Linked DNA regions of Mus musculus: region 1 is linked to region 2. The links are chromatin loops, found by intact Hi-C in ENCODE. Cell type or tissue: gastrocnemius. All regions are shown on one strand. Links, peaks and the distances in the headings refer to the core of each region. The heading gives the core; the rest is flanking DNA.

Evidence for each region. Peaks named below come from ENCODE experiments on the same cell type or tissue, not always from the same donor. Only the 100,000 strongest peaks of a DNase experiment are listed, where the experiment ranks them.
Region 1: it touches region 2 in a loop (2.5-fold over the local background); 7 of 42 quality-filtered maps call a loop at or near these places.

Annotation. Positions count from the first base shown.
Region 1 is chr17:50,173,616-50,181,944 of GRCm38, reverse strand. All of the region lies in intron 1 of Rftn1 (raftlin lipid raft linker 1), which reads left to right. Among named protein-coding and RNA genes, the nearest start is that of Rftn1, 13 kb to the left of the region's middle. In gastrocnemius, for the core only: no CTCF peak of the experiment used is centred there; no DNase peak of the experiment used is centred there; H3K27ac peaks cover 1,211 bases.
Region 2 is chr17:50,126,130-50,134,458 of GRCm38, reverse strand. The region is part of intron 2 of Rftn1 (raftlin lipid raft linker 1); the gene reads left to right. Among named protein-coding and RNA genes, the nearest start is that of Rftn1, 60 kb to the left of the region's middle. In gastrocnemius, for the core only: no CTCF peak of the experiment used is centred there; a DNase peak (open chromatin) is centred at 3,842; H3K27ac peaks cover 5,389 bases.

The DNA.
Region 1 (8,329 bases), core at 58-8,057, 47 kb before region 2:
GGAAGGGATGATCTAATGACCCCCAACCCCCAACCCCATACTTCTGATAGTCCTCACCAGGTCCTGTCCTGAGAGTCATCTGCAAACAGTCGCAGCCACTCTGTACAAGATGGCCCTGGCTGTTGACTCAGAGGACAATAACCTACACAATATGTCCCCTTTTGTTTTTTGTTTTGTTTGTCATGGCCAACATATTTCATCCACAGTGGTGCTCAGGATATTGGTTGGGGGAAAAGGCAGTCTCGCTGGCCTCGTCGTAAGAGTGGTGGTTTATTTTGTGTCCTTTTTGGCTGGATGGTGGTACCTGATTTTTGTTCCAACCCAAGTCTGGATCTTCCTGCAGGAGCTTTTCAATGTGATTGATGCTGAAATCGGCAGATTTCTGAGAACAGCAGGCTGCCCTTTATAGTGTGTGTGGGCTTCATTCATCAGTTGAAGAATTTAAGAGAAAATACTAGGTACTCCAAACTGGAAGGAATTCTGCCTTTGGGCAGCCCTTGCTCTAAGACAGCAGTATCAGTATGCTATGGGTCCAGGCCTGTAATCCTTAGAAGGCTAAGGCAGGATGATCACATGTTCAGGACCAGCCTAGGCTATTCATGAGTTCAGGCTCAACCTGGGTACTGTGGAAGGCTGTCTTCTGAGTATAAGAACTACTACAATCTTAATGTGAGCAGCTCAGTTCTCTATAAGAAACTGATTGAAGACACTCACAAGACTGGGCCCATTGACGTCCTTTTATTAGGGGATGTCCTCACTAAACCTTTGCTGGAGATTCAAACCACCTCCTCCGGTACCTCCTTCCCCATTTTTAGCTGCATGTTATTCAGCCCATGACTGTATGTGGTCTCTAGATGTGCTAAAATCTACAGAGTGTGGGAGGTTAAGTGGTCAGGGATTCCACCCCTGGCGATAGGGGATTCTTCAGAATTGCAGCTGATTGGAGGTCACCTGTGCTCCCTTAAGGAGGCCCAGTACACTCATTGCTTCACCGAGCTGGGTGTGGGTGAGTTACTGCAGTGCCTGGGAACAGCAGAGGTTTATATTGCTCTAGGAAAAGTCCATGAAGCACCAGATAGCTCAGTGGGACCCCATCTCAGAGTAAAAGGTAGAATGTGGGCTGGGGAATGTATTGATGAGAGGCTGTGCTGGGATGGAGGACCGCAACAGTAGCTCTGTGGGGCCTCCGAGTTTATCCTGGGATGTTTGGGCTTGTAAGCCAATGAGTCAACCCTTAAAATGAATCAATCTACCCACCTCCAAATCTCATGTCCTACCAGTTTTCTTTTGAGAATGCTGGGTGTATTTGAAGGTTCCAGTGGAAAGGAAAGAAGAAGGACTTCCAAGTGGTGCTTCTGTGGACAAAGGGTCTAGAGTGGGAGGTCTCTGGGTATGTATACCAGCAAGCAATGGCTTGGCCTTATATAACTGGAAGTCATGGTCCACAATGAGAGATGGGGCTAGAGAAGGGGAAGGCAGCTGGGCCTCTAGGCTGGATATGATCACGCTCTGAGTTGCCTCTCTGGTGCTGGAGCTCCACTCTCCAAAGGCTGGTAATGGAAGCCAAATGGTGAGAAGAAGGCCGATTCCTGGAAGGTTTTGACTGTCTGCGGCATGGCAGGTGGGCTTGGCTAGTGAGTTCGGGAGTTGAAGCATCTTCTAGCTTTGGCCGCTGGACCAGATGTGTTTGAGCATGGTACAAGACAGATGTTCCCTGTGGGGTTAAGCTTGGCTGCTTCCAGGCAATGGAGCCATGGCAGATGTAAAGAAAGAGCAAGCCTTCGAGGCAAGCAAGCTGTCTGCTTCTCCTTGGAATGCATTCTACAGTGGTACGAAAGCGCCAGGTCACAGAATGCCTTCTGGAGTCAGAGACAGCTGTCTGGGGAGTTGTGTGGGGAGGGGAGATTTTATCAAGCAGATTCGTTTACAGCAAGAAGGGGCATGGTTGCTAAGAAGGAGATGGTGGTGTGAATGTTTATTTTTGATGACATGCAACAATACTGTATTTTGGAATCCTGGATTTTATGCCACAGCAACAGTGAGGTTACTCCCTAGGTGGGAGGGAAAAGGATATTTTGTAATTTTAAAGGGAACCCAGCAATATCTAAGAGAAACCCTTCCTGGATTGAGGCAGTGCACTTGACATCACATAACATTTAACTTTGGGGTGGTTGCTAAGGAAATTACTGTGGAACAGAACATTAAGATGGTGGTCTCCAGGGTGACTTTGACTGGAGATTGGGAAGATGAGTGGCCCCTGGCTTCTAGGAAGGAGGCTGTAAATAAATAGCATCCCTTGGGAAGGGGCAGATTTCTTTTCTTCATATATATTCATTCCTATAAGTATACTACATTCCCAAAGGTTCTAGTTACTAGGTTAGGCACATTAAGTTGTTTGAGTTTCTAGCAGTTAACAAATGATACTGTTAAGAATTTGTATAGCCTAGGGCTGCCCCTGGAAGCATACAGAAACACTAAGGACACCTCCTCCAGCCTGTGCTAAGCAAAGTGGAATTCCTGCTGTTGGCGGCTGTGGGTATCACATGTAGGGTGAAAGTCAAGGCAGGGACCACAGGACAGAGAGATGATGAACTCATAGGAGCTGAACTCCACGTGTTATCTTTCTGAAAAAAAATTAAATGTGGGAAACAAACAGGGTGGAAGGTCTGCTCTTGTTGAACCCAGGTAGGGGCACTGGGGTGCCACCTGCAACCTTCATATGTCTTGAGCAGTATATAATTAGGATAATTTGAGGAGAATAAAATAGGAGGAACAGTTTCTGGATAGGGGTGTGAGCGCATTTGGGCAGATGGCAAGAGCCCAGAAAGAGTGTCTGAGGCAGAAACTGGTTCCAGAGACCAGAAGTGGAGATCAAGAGCTGTGCTCCTGGCTGCTTCTCTTGCCTAGGTTCAGGGCTTAGCAGAGATCTGGAGATCCTGGGTCTCATTATTTGGGAATTAGAGTGAGTTGGAAGGTTGGGGAGGACTCAGTTCTCCGCCCCCCCCCCCACAGTGTCTTTTTCTAACCTGGATGCTAAGTCGACAGCTTACCCTTGTAGCCCATTGGATACTGTAGAAATAACAGCAAGTGCATGGTGAGGCTGGGTTGTGGAACCTTGGTTTCTTCTTGCTTTCCAATCATTCATACTGAGCTGGGCCAGATGCCATGCTGTTAAAGATCCACCCTTGGCCCTGTAGCATGTCCCCATGGTTGGGAACTGAGACCCTCTCTCCCTATGTCAAACATCAGCTCAGCATCACATAGAGGGATGGTCTCTTTCACCCTACAGTCACTTTTGCCTGCCAACATCTATTTTGTTGTTTTTTCTTGGAGTGCTGGAGATAGAGCCACCCTCATCCCAGCATGGTAGGTGATACATTGGAATGTATTTGAATAGTAATATCTGTGTGTGTGTGTGTGTGTGTGTGTGTGTTTTAAATAGGGACACCATGGAATTAGGTCCTTTTTGTTTTGTAACCAGTTGCTCTCAAACCTTGGCAGCTCTGGTGCTCCACTATATGGCCTGTCACACAGGAGCAGGGCTTCCTGGATCCACCATCTAGGAACCTTCTTTAATATGGTTCTTAAATGCTTCAGTCTCCCTTCTAGCCCACCTACCAGAAGTAAGGGAAAAGAAGAGTTAATAGGAAACAGGGGTTGTGGACCTGTTTAGAAATAGTTCTTTGGGGTGGTTTCTATCTTCATTGTCAGGATATCAGTGGTCTAATCCAAAGCATCAAACACAAATCGGTGGTGGCCGTTCCAATACTGTAAGGTAAGATACCAATACCGTAAGGCTCCGCTGAACCAACATGAGTTTGCTGAATCAGCAGGAGTCTGAGGAAGCCACAAGAAGCAGCCCGAATACCATGAGAAGTTCTTTGGCACGTTTCTTTCAATGAAATCATGACAAGTGAAGATCAGTGAAGCCCAGCAGAGTGTTGCAAGGCGAACCGATGCAAGGGAATCCACTCACCGTCTGTGGGTTATATTTATACTCTATAAATATCGCACCCCCTCTCAAGCATCCACTCCAGCGAAACATCGCATGCCCTCTCACAAGACAGCTTCTGGAAGAACATCACGTGTCTGCCCCGCGACACACTCTTTCACATGTCAGCTCCAGCAGTTTCCGGAAAAACATTCCGTGATACAACTGAGTTTCCGAAGAAACTAGAAATTTCCACTTCAGGAATCTGTAGCATATTGTTCCTAAATCGGGCTTGCAAGGACAAACACTCACGATCTCACAGAACTCCATGAACAGAAAAGCCAGAGGGACTGACTCAAGGTCTGCCCTGAGGTTGCAGTCAGGACATTAGGAGCAGGGGACTAAAGTATAGACCAGTGGTAGAACACTTCCTGGATTGCAGAAGGCCCAGCTTCCATCCTCAGCACCCCAAGGAAAAAACAGTAAAATACAGGTTGGCCAGGCAGAAGTGATTTCTGGTAAAGAAGATCATCTCTCTGTGTGATGATGCTGAGCTGATACTGTGGCTTTCAGTTCCCTGCCGTGGGACCATGCTACAGGGCCAAGGATGTGTCTTTACAGCATGGCATCTGGTTGTACTCAAGGTGAATGACTTGAGAGCAAGGTGGAACCCAGGTGCCACAGCCCAGCCTCACAACTTGCTGTTATTTCTGCAGTACCCAGTGGCTAGCGGGGCAAGCTGTATGCCCAGTGAGAGGGGAGTCCAACACGGGAGGCACTGAGGGCTCTCCTCAGAACTGTCCTTATCATTTCCACTGGGAAGAAAAATGCATGCTCAATATAGAATACCTGAAACTTCACCCATGATGGAGACCCCAGAGGAATGTTCTAGTAACACATGATCCAAGTAGAGAGAGAGAAAAATGGATCTTACAAATAAACATGTGGTACCTCAGGCTCTGGTGCCATATAATCTTACTGTCATGATTGTTTTTGCCTTTGGCCTTGGATCATGAGTGCCCAAAATAGGTAAAGTTTCATCTTATTTAACCTCTTAGACTATTTGCCAGGCAACAACAGTTAACACCATTGGAATAGGTGACAGAGGTTTCAAGTTTTCATTGATATTTCTTGGTTGAAAAGAGATGTTATCCTGTAAGGGTTTCTTAATCAGGATCCTTCTTTCTTACTTTGAGTGATTGAAGGATACCATGGACACTCAAGTCTCAGCAGCAGAGGCCCGCCATGGCCCTATCTCTGTCAGCCGTCACCAGAAATGAGCGTTTGTTAAAGTTAGCTTTTCAAGTTGTCTTGGATTGGTGGCAACTTGGCAAGTGAGAACTGCTGTTTACCGAACCAGTTTGTATTTGGAAGTTTAACTGGGTTGATTGCCCCATTGTTTAAGTCTGGGCACGAGTAGGAAAAGCGAACCTGAATGGCAGCTTGCAGACGCTGTAGCTCGCAGAAGCCACAGCTGAAGGCCATCCTATTTGAATGGGCACCAGTGTCTCCCAGGCATCTTGGAAAGCATAGCCGAAACCAATCAGACACGCTTGTGAAGTCACAATCCCAACACTGAAAATAACAAGGGTTCAACCCCATCCCTGCTCTGCATCATCTGGTTGTGGGGACACGTTTGGGTTTCTCACGCACCCTGTGTTCTGCACCATGCCTGTCTCTTTTCACACATGACTTCTGACCTCTACAAAAAAGGGCAGGGCCTGCTCTCTCTAGTTCTGCATGTGCTAGCATGAAAGGTGTGTTGAGTTGGTGGAAGGTTGGACAGAGTTGGAACCTAAATTCCTTCCCTCAAGAGCCCATATCTCCTAGGCAGAGCTGGTCCATTGGCTACCACAGTAACCCTGATGCAGCCTTGGTCACAGAAGAGTTGACTTTAGAATGTCATCCTTTGAGGTGACCGGTGAAGCCCAACATTCCCCTGCAGTAAGGGGCAGAGAGCCTCATTTCTCCACAGAAAACTTCTAGCCCCTGTAGGGAACCAGATCACTTTGGACTTGGGCTGTTTCCTCCATTCACCACAGGAGTGGGAAGAAGAGCCTCTCTCCCTCTCCCTCTCCCTCTCCCTCTCCCTCTCCCTCTCCCTCTCCCTCTCCCTCTCCCTCTCCCTCTCCCTCTCCCTCTGCCCTCTGCCCTCTCCCTCTCCCTCTCCCTTTCCTTTTCTTAGAAGTTCTCATGGGAAGTCTTGGCCCCTCTGCTAGGGAGATCTGTACACAGGGTCACAGGGATGCCTTCTGAGACACAGAAAAGAAAGTAGACCCTTGAATGACATATCAAAGTGCATGCAGTGGTTCACTCCTATACAGAGCAAGGAGCGGTGACTTCCTGGGGTGACGGCAAGGATCTGGAAGGGGAAACCTTGAGGACACCTTGGGCCATAAAGCATAGAAGATTCCTCGGAAACAATTGATTTTTATCTGTGTAGCTCTGGTTCCCCGGTAATTGCTTTGTATTCTGGGCTGAGCTCATAGCAATCCTCCTGCCTCAGCCTCCCAAGTGCAGGCGTTCCATGGGCTGTGTCCTTTTTGGAAACAAGCCATAGTCAGCCAGGGCATAGCTAGCAGTGCTGCTCCTGAGCATGGAGTGACAGTGCTACCTGGTGGTGAGGCTGGCTGCTGGTCTCCCAGGGGTTGCTTTCTCCATCATACCTGTTGCATTGTGTGAGCCAGCCTCCTAGCTTATGTAAGGCTTTGGCCAGCAACACAGCCTTCACCCACAGCCTGGCTCCAGGGGTGTCAGTCCTAGACAGATGAAAACTCACCTCACAGCGGGTCTCTCAATGTTTTTATAATCAACCCACCCTGGAAACATGGCAGCTTTCCAAGTGTGACCTGTGACTTCCGATCTTAGGCCCTGGCTCACAGGATAGCACCAGCCACCATGCTGGCTGTACACACTGCCTGTGGTCTCAATCTGGAAAGCTTGGATGTGCTCTGGCGTTCCTTGGGCTCCTGGTGGATGGTGTGTGGATTCTAAGAGCAGGTGTTGTGAGACGAAATCGAGGCTCCTAGTGTCTTAGCCGGGTCTGGGAGCTGGTACTCAGGCTCCAGGCCGGACAGTCACAAAACTGGGGCTCTGAGAGGCAACAGGCACACCACTGTCAATTTAAGGCGTGTCATCGGACTTGGGAGTCTGGCTTCCAGGAGATCTTGCCCTGAGGGAGATGGGTTTTAGGTGACCCTCCCTGCCCAGCCCCTCTGGTGTGCCCAGTCACAGGAGTGTGCAAATATGGAGTCTTTCGCTAACATTCATGCCCCTCCCCAGACTCTCCCTGTGCCCTTCTGCTGTGCTCGAAGGTTGCTCTGTCACTTGAGGATTCTGGCATGAACACCTTTTGGTGCCTGGATAATTTACAAAGGTGGCTAAGCCACACTAGACCTTCCATCCCCTCCTCGAGAGTGAGGTTTTTCTGACCTGCTTGGGATAGTAGGAGTAAGAGCGAGTAAAGCCTGCCTTGTTCCTGTTTTGACAGAGGTAGGAAATACAGGAAAGATCCAGAAAGAACAGAGTAGTGCCTGTGGGCAGTAGGGGCCCTTGATACAGAGACAGTTGTTCCTCAAAAGCAGGTGCACACACTCCCAAGAAGTGAGCTACATAAGTTCGAGACTCCAAAGACCCAGTGTGCTGCTGGGCTGGACTCTGTCCTCTCTGTGTTTAAAGAGCTGAATGGTTTAGCTAGAGTCCCCTGACACCAGTGTCATTTTGGGGATATATCTGGGCAGAGAGTTAGCGGCACTGGGTTGAAACCTGAAAATCCAACTTGGGATTTGGAATACCTGGTTGTCCTGTGTATTTAAATTAAGTAGAAAAATTATAGATGAAATTAAGTCATACTAATAGTGGCTGCCAGGAATTTCATTCACTATCTTTCCCATGAAGATACATTTGTAGTTTTCTGGATAGTTCCAGAGCTGGGGAGGTGGCTAAGTCAGCGAAGTGCTTGCTGTGCAGATCCCTGATGCTCATTGGCCAGCCATTCTAGCCAATCATGGAGCTCCAGGTTCAGAGAGGGTGATAGAGGGCACCTGTCACCTGATGGTAGCCTCCGGGCTCTGCGTGCACATGTGCACTGGCACTGATGTGTCTATACTTGCATGCCCCAGTTCACTCAGACACACACACACACACACACACACACACACACACACACACACACACATAGACATACACACACATACAGACACAGACACACACACACACACTGGCACACACACACAGACACACACACACACAGACACAAACACAGACACACACACACACACACACACACACACACACACACACACACACACACACACACACGACAGCTCTGATAAACAAATTCAGAGCCTGGTGGAGAGCCTGAGGTGGCATCAGTGAGGCCCCACTTCACTTCCTGCC
Region 2 (8,329 bases), core at 62-8,061:
AGAGTTGACTTTGAGCCCGTCTCTTTGCTTTGCCCTGCCTAGCCTTTGTGCCCAGGCTCCTCCTAGCATCCTCCTTCGGTCTGTGACTGCCCTCTGTCTTTTCTGCACCCACTCTGTGTCTTCATGAGACTCACCGTCTAGGAAGAGCTTGACACACACACTTTAGTTACCTTTCTATGTCACAAGCCACCCTGAAGCTGGTGACTTCAGACAATGCCTTGCCATGAATCTGTTGGCTGGGCATAGCAGGGTAGATCTTCTGTTCCATGTGGGTTCAATCCAGACCACTCATGGGGCTGCATTAGCTGGTAGATTGGATAAAAGACTCTAGGATAGCTCAGTAGACGACCACCTGATACTGAATGCTGACCACTGCCCCCTCAGGTGGCCTTTCCCCATGTTTCACATTGCATAGCTTGTCCTGAGGTCCCAAACAGTAAGAGTAGAAGCTGCCATTCTTCTGGACCTGGAAACAATGCATCATCACTCTGACCACCTTCAATTGGTCAGATCCAGCTCGGCGTCCACAGAAGGGACCCAGCCCTGCTTCCCTGGGAGGAGCATACAGGATCTCAGATGTTATTTGCCCGTTTTGCAGATCTGCCATCTTTATCAATGGTTGCTACAGAAACAGAGATACGTTTTAATGCCTCATACTAGAGTTTTGCTGGATGTGGCAGCGTGACCCATGCCAAGGAGGAGGAGAAGCCTGTTTCTGAGCTCTCCCCCACAAAAGCGGCCATGCTAGACATTAATCTCACTTCAGTTGACCACAAAAGTCCCTGCTTGCCCTGAACCATTATGAGAGCATTTCTCTGCTCATTATTGCGGCTGGACTTGAGTGTTTTAAGATTTGATTTCTAATAATTCTGTGTGTGAGTGTGGCTACTTGAATGTGCACATGTGTGTGCAGGCCCAGGCATTGTTTTTTGGTACCCACGTCTATTGCTCTCCACCCTGTTTTTGTTTTTGTTTGTTTGTTTTTTTTGAGATAAAGTCTCTCACGAAACCTGTGACTCATTGATTGGCCAGACTGGCTAACCAGTGGGCCTCTGGGATATTCACCTCACTGCCTCCCCGTGTTGAGGTTACAGATGGACGCTGAGGCTCCCAGCTCTTGACGAGGGTGTCAGGATCTGAACTCGGGTTCTGATGGTTGTGCAGCAAGCACCCCAAACACTCGGCCATCTACGCAGCCCCCTAAAAACCTTTATTTTAGAAAAGAAATAACTTTCATTTAGTTATCAAATTTATTTAGTTAATTTATTTAGTTAATGTAATTGAGTGTTTTGGGGGTCACCAGAAGGGAGTGCCTGAGACTGGAGCTACAGCTGGTTGTGAGCCTCCAGTGGGGTGCTGGGAATTGTAGCCAGGTCCTCTGGAAGAGCAGCCAGCTCTGTGGCTCAGTTGAAAGCTCTCGGTGAAGTACACATATGGTCAGATGCAACCTTACTCCTTCGAAAGGTGGGCTGTGGTTGTTGCCTTTGAAGGTGTCCATCATCATGGGCCAGACCACCAGGGTGGAGTGACTGAGCAGAGTGCAGTCTTCCTATCTGTCTCTATCTCTCTCCCCTCTGTCTTTCTCTGTTTCTCTTCCTGTCTGTTTCTTTCTGTGGATTTCTCTGTTGATCTCTCTCTCTCTCTCTCTCTCTCTCCCCCCCCCTCTCTCTCTCTCTCTCTGTGTGTGTGTGTGTGTGTGTGTGTGTGTGTGTGTTCCTGTCCGTCTCTCTTCCTGTCTGTCTCTGCATATGCCTGTGCTTGAGTGATGTGTATGGAGTACTTTTGGTGATTCTGAGCATTCTAGCATCCATCATTTGGCCTGGGTGCCAAATTGCACAGCTCATCAAATAGAGCAATCTTCCTAAAAGAAGCAAATTATCACGTCCTTGTCTCAAGCAGGGGAGAGATGGAACAACTGGCCTTTCTTTCAAGTTGTCACTAACTCTGAAACTGTATCAGATGTAAAAATGGCTTTGTTTAATTAATCAAGCATTGAGGATGTGCATGTGTGTGTGTGTGTGTGTGTGTGTGTGTGTGTGTGTGTGTGTGTGTGTGTGAGTGTGTGTGTGTGTATGTGTGTATGTGTGTATGCGTGTGTGCTTGCATCCCTCCAAACCACTGTTGTCCCTTTTGTGGCTATTTTTCCGTTCTGTTCAGATGGATGAAAATTAAGCACGCTCTTAGGATTCTTTTCATTGTTCTTCCTTACAGGCTCAGTTTTGGAACACCACCCCCACCCCATGAAATATTAAGACTTCTCTTAGCCCAAAGTTCATCCTTGAGTAGTTTTCTGTTACGATTTTAGCAGATCTCCAAGGTGAATATTAAAATTCCCCCAATCCTCCCTCCTTACTCACCCCAAAAAGAAAAAAATTACAAGCACACAATGAAAGGCCCTTAGCTGTGGCCTGAGCTGCCTCCTCCTCTCTTACCAAGACTGTCTGCTTCAGTTCGCCTCCCTCTTCCTGCTGTGTTAATCTTAAAAAATGATTCTAATAAATCATTGTGATAAGAAAATTAGAGATGGGAGGGAGCTAAGAATCTGGGGCTCCTGGATGGCGCTGTCGTCTTCCCAGAGTTCTGTGCAGCTGACTGACTGTGTCCTGGCTTTAGTTTATGTGCCAACGAGCTGGCTGCCATTGTTGCTATTTTCCTGTGGAGAGAAAGAAAAGGAAAACTGTGGCTTTCCTGAGCAATATGATCTTTCTAACAACTACTGTGTAAAAGCTTCCCTAGTGCCTACACAGCCATGGTCAATATAGAAATGAAAAGGTCACCGTGTTCTAATAAAACTTTATATATAAGCACGGTAGTGGGCCAGACTGGCTGGTTCACTGTGGTTTGCCCACCCCTGATCTCAATGATCAGAGTGAAAAATACTCCTGCCTTGCTTTTCCTCTTTTCCTATAGGTTTAAAAGTGGAAATTAAATATTATAATGAAGGCAAGCCGGTGGCCCAGACATGCTATCCCAAGGCCTTTTGATTCCAGTGTTGGCACAACCCTGGTACCTTGGCCTGGTCTGGCCAGATCACTGATGTTCTGAGCAAAAAATCCCTGAAAAGCTCTTGTGGGTCTCACAAGAGTGAGTTAGAGACATAACAAGAGATAAAATTATACAAGACGCTACAAACAGTGGCAGTGCAAGAGACCAGAGATTCAGTGTTTGAGGTTAAACTCTGAAGTGCAGTCCATTTATCGGGGGCCCTTGCTTGCTGGGATAATGAGGACTTGAATTTGTGTGTGTGTGTGTGTGTGTGTGTGTGTGTATTCAAGTATTCAATCAAAAATTGCCAGATGTGCCATTAAAATATAAACAGATAAAAGAAAAACGTAAACTGACTTATAGGTGATCCAACAAGAAAGAATCGATTTAGCAAAAACAAAAGGGGGGATCTAAAAATAGCTATGATTAATATATTTAAGAATAAAATGGAGAAGTAGGGGAAAACAGATACAAACATGAGGAATTTCACAAGGAAATTGAAATGCAAGAAAGAACATGAAATTAAGAATTCCATAGGTGGAGGGAGGGCGGAGAGTAGGGTTGGTGGAGACCTGCAGTTGGGGAGGGCTATGGCGCTCAGAGAAGCTCGTAAGGGACCCAGTGAATCCTCTAATTTACATCTTATTGGGTTATTAGAAGAGAGGAGAGAACTTAGAGTGGAATCTGAAGAGATAATGGCTAAGAATTTCCCAAAACTTACAAGGGCATTAGCCCACAGACCAAGAAGTTGTGCAAACTGCAAAGTACAGAGAAAAGCCACCGATTGCTGGGTAGACGGCGTTACTTGAGAACAGATGGGCTCCTGTTGTTAGTGGCCAAGGGCCATTTCAGGATGAGCCTCCAGACTCAGTACTCTGCCACGAACTTTCTCTGACCCAGCAGTCAGCTGCTTGTCCCTTCTGCTTCTGCTTCCTGAGCTTTTCAAGTTTAAGTGGCAACACCAGCCTTTGGTGTCACCATTTCCAGATTCCTCTCCTTTGGCAGAGTCTGAACCCAGTACCCCAGCCTGGCATGTCTGGGGTACTGGGTTCAGTTCCCACTACTGCCTAAATTGGATATGATAGAACATGACCATAATATGGAAGTTGGGGTGGGGGTAGAGGCAAAAGGTTGATGTCCAAGGTCTTCCTCTATTCCTCTTTATCCTGTCTTTTTGAGATAGCCTCCTTCAGTGAATCTGGAGTTAGCCAGTTTGGCTAGGCTATCTGGCCAGTTGCTCTGGGCACCTGCCTGCCTTTGCCTCCCCTGTGTTGGGAATCACATGCAACTGCTTGCTTTACCCACTCTTCAGTGTGGGTGCCGGGTGGGAGGGTTAAAACTCAGCTCTGTATGCTTTTATGGCTATGCTAAGCCCTTTGCTTAGGTGTCATCTTCCACATCTCTGTAGACACGGCTTCTATTGACTTTTAGCCCTTGGTCAGTACTTGCTAGCTTGTTAATGGTATGGTCTTAACGGGATTTTGTTAGAACGAATTTAAAAACAAAAACCTCCTAACTTTAAACCCGGATTATTGAGAGTCCGATACATCTTAATCTGCCAAGCAGTGGAGAGGATTTGCTTACGTGAGGGTTTGCTTACGCTGCTTATCGAAGAGACTGATGTGGTCCTGCTGTTGCTCATCTTGATACTGCTGAGGATAGAAGTGTTGTGGACGGAAAAATTACAGCTGGCCATGCAGGCCAGGTTCGTCCTGTCTGAAAGAGTTGAGGTAATTGCTCAGATTGTGTAGATCCTGCCTGCCAGGTAATTGACATAAATGGCGTTATTAACTTGAAGTAGCTAGGTAATTTGGGCCCCCTCTCTTTTGATAATGTAAACATGACCGTATTGTCTAATTGGCTGGAAAGGCTCTGTCCTCTCTCTTCAAGCCTCTCCTGTGTCTGGGGCCTGGACATTTGGGTGATATTGTGACAGCATGATAGATTGTCACTCAGACTCTGGCTTGGGTCTTAGAGGGTGGAAGTACATACTTACATGGGAATTTGTGCATGTGCGTACTTTTAATTCAAAAGAACATGGTGCTCCCTCCTGGGGGCTTGTCACCACAGCGCTGATGCCTGGGGGTCTGTGGCCTGTCAAGTCATGAGGACAAGCTTGCTTTGTTGTCTGGGATTGAGCAAGGGCGAGGGGAGTGGTGGGGGAGGCATAACAGCCAGCCACATGTCTCAGGTCCTCTGGAAACACCTGGCTCTAAAATGCTCTTCATGGTTTTAGACCTTAAATTCTGAATTTCAGCTTGGAAAATGAGGCTCAGGAGATGCGTGCTCACATGTCTCTAGCATTAGTTATCTGTATAATAGGCCTCTTCCATATTTCTCCCCTAGCCAAAAAGGGTGGGGGATTGGGGAGATAATTCAGGTTAAGAAAATAACTCTCCCAGCCCAGACCCTGGCTACAATGCAGAGCTTTGGCTGAAGATCATGGGAGAGATCATTGACATTATTCGTCTGATTTCTCCATTCCTCCACTTTCCAAGCTTGTCCAGATGTGGTCCAGAGAGCGTGAAGGATGCTCAGATAAAACCAGGCTTGGGGGACTCGGATGGACTTCCATTTTCCTCAGTCTTTTCTCCGGGTTCTGGGTTTATTTATAAGCCTCATGGGCCTCAGGGAAAGGAAGACACAAGAAAGAGGGATTTGTTCTTAAAAAGAAAGCCAAAGCCAGTTGCTAGACATACCTCCCCCCCTGGCAGCGCCTCCTGCCAGCCCCAAGAAGTGTACAAACACCAGAATAATACTGTAAATAAAAGCTCCGTGAAAAAGAGAGGAGAAGACAATGTGGCCATTTTACAAGCCTGGATCATTTACAGAATTATCTCCTTCCGTTGTATTCTGTCTAAATGATCTGATCTTACATCATGTTTTCAGGTCACTTGGGACCTGCTTGAAAACTCACCAGAATCCAGAACAAAATATGTCACTACAAAATGGAGAACTAAGTCAGTCAGTCATTTGGGAAACTGATGTTCTCAAAAGCCTCTTGACTTCATTCATTTTGAGAAGAAAAAAAAAATTTTTTCCTAATTTCTCTTTTTAGTCTGTAGCAGCCACATAACTAAAAGTTATAGGAACCAAACCAGTAACCTGGTCCAAACCCGGTGCGTGTAACTCCCGAGGGATCATTTTCTCTGGTACAGCAACAAATGATAAAGCCAGCCGTACCGTAACAGGGGCACATTGTCACCTTATTCCCACCTGAGGTAGCAGGTATAGATCAGTACATTTGTATGCGACTATGACAGGAACATGTAAGCTCTGAGTCTAACTGCAATTTGCAAGAAAAATAAATCGAGTAAATTTCAAGTATAGAGGTGAATTTGATGTTAATGGTCTGAAGAGGTCTGGATGGTCTGAGGGCTGGAGAGAGGTGAACGGTGAATGAGCCAGTCAGTGTACTTGTTCCAAGCTAGACTACCTGAGTCTAAGCTCCAGAACACACATGACCTCTACACATGTCCATACCACCTATGCAAACATGCACAGGCATGCACTCATGCACATGTGTGTGCACACACTTGTACATGCTTGTGCGAGCACACACACACACACACAAATAAATGTGTTTTTAAAGAAAGAACTTTTCCTTGTGTAAGGGTTAAGGTGCTGGGAATACTTTCTGCCTATAACTTAACCTTCTATGGTTTTGTTAAGGTTAATTTCACTGAGAAAACCTTGGAGTGTGTGACTTGAAAGGATGTTGTGGGCCAAGGGTTGCACTTTCAAAGCATCTTTCTGATGATTATGCTGCTAATCTGCTGGAAAAAAACAGACCGAACTCTTTTTATGATGTGTGTTCAGAACAGGAACAGCGATGGCCCTAGGGACTTTGGGAGGGGACTGAAGTTTATAAAAAGTATGTGGGTTTTGAGAATTCTTTTGACCTTTCATTCTTGTGGATCCGAGATCACAGTTTCTGGAATTTAACATCTAAATAAGAGGTTGTTGGTATGATGTGCACAGAGAGTGTGCTCATTGCAATGCTTGTCATGGTTGGAAGGGCCATTTATGATGTACAGAGACAGGACAGCTCAGTGAAGAGCCCTCGCTGAGAATGCCAAGGGAAGCAAAGTAAAGGGCTTCTCTCGTGAGAACCGAAGCTAGTGGAAGGGAGGAGAAAACTTGGCTTTGCCGTTAGGCATAGTATTTTTCCCCCATGACAACAAACACATTGCTCCCCCAACTCCTTTTCTGACTGCTAGAGCCTGTTACCAGGACATTGCTGCCTGAGGCCCCGAGAATCCCAAATGTGCACTTTAAGTGTCCCTATGGCTCTTAGCTAAGCACTTAATTGCCTTCTCTGGTGTTTGTTTTGTTTTTTGTTTTTGTTTTGTTGTTTAGCATCCAACAGCATGGCACTAGCCTGGCACATAGTAGGTGCTCAATAAATGTCTTTCTGTGTTGCGATGTTTTATCAAAAATATCAGAGGCGAGGTAGTTTGTAAATAGCAGAGATTCATTTCTTGTTCTGATTCTGGAGGCTGGGCAGTCCAAGAACGAAGAATCTAAAACTGGATAGTGGTCTGGTCTGTGTCTGCAAGATGGTGTCTAGTTGCTGTATCTCCCTAGAGAAGGATCACTGTGTCTTCAATGGACAAAAGACAGAAGAGTAAACAGAGGCCCAATGCCTCTCCAAAAAGCTCCTTTTGTAATGGCATAAACTCCCTCATAAAGGCTAAGCCCTCAGGGCTTAATCACTTCTGAAAAAACTCGGCCTCTTAACACTGCCACGTTCATGGTTCAGTTTCCATCCTGTGAATTTGGGGGCCCATGTTTGGACCATGCCTTGCTTATTGAATTGTCTCCATGGCAGCAAATATGGTTCTGTGTAAGAATTAGTTGTGTGCTTTTGGTTCCAGACCCCAGGACAAGGGACTGGGGTGCATATCTTACAAACCTAAGCAGACCTGGCCTCCAGGTTCTCCCAGCATCCCACAGTCCCTACCTGGAATACCCTAACCCCAACCGTGAACTTTCCAGCCCAAGTGGGGGCAAGACAGGGAGATTAGGCTGCCCTTCCCCAAAAGGCTCTCCCCTATTAATCCAGACATTTTGGGATCCCAGATCTCTCCTTCCCTCTCTCTTCTCTCTTAGCGATCAGACTCTCTCTTTCTCTCCCCCTCACCTCTCTTCCTTCCCACGGAAACTTCCCTGGCCTCCTTTCCTGGGGCCAGTGAACTTGCTCAAGAGCAGTTTTCCAGTAAACCTGAATTTAATGTAATCTATTCTGGCCTGGATTGTCCCATTTTACCAGCTGAGAAATAACTTATCAGTGGGCTCATTGCGTTAGTCACTGTTCTTGTTGCTGAGTTGGAATGCTTGACGG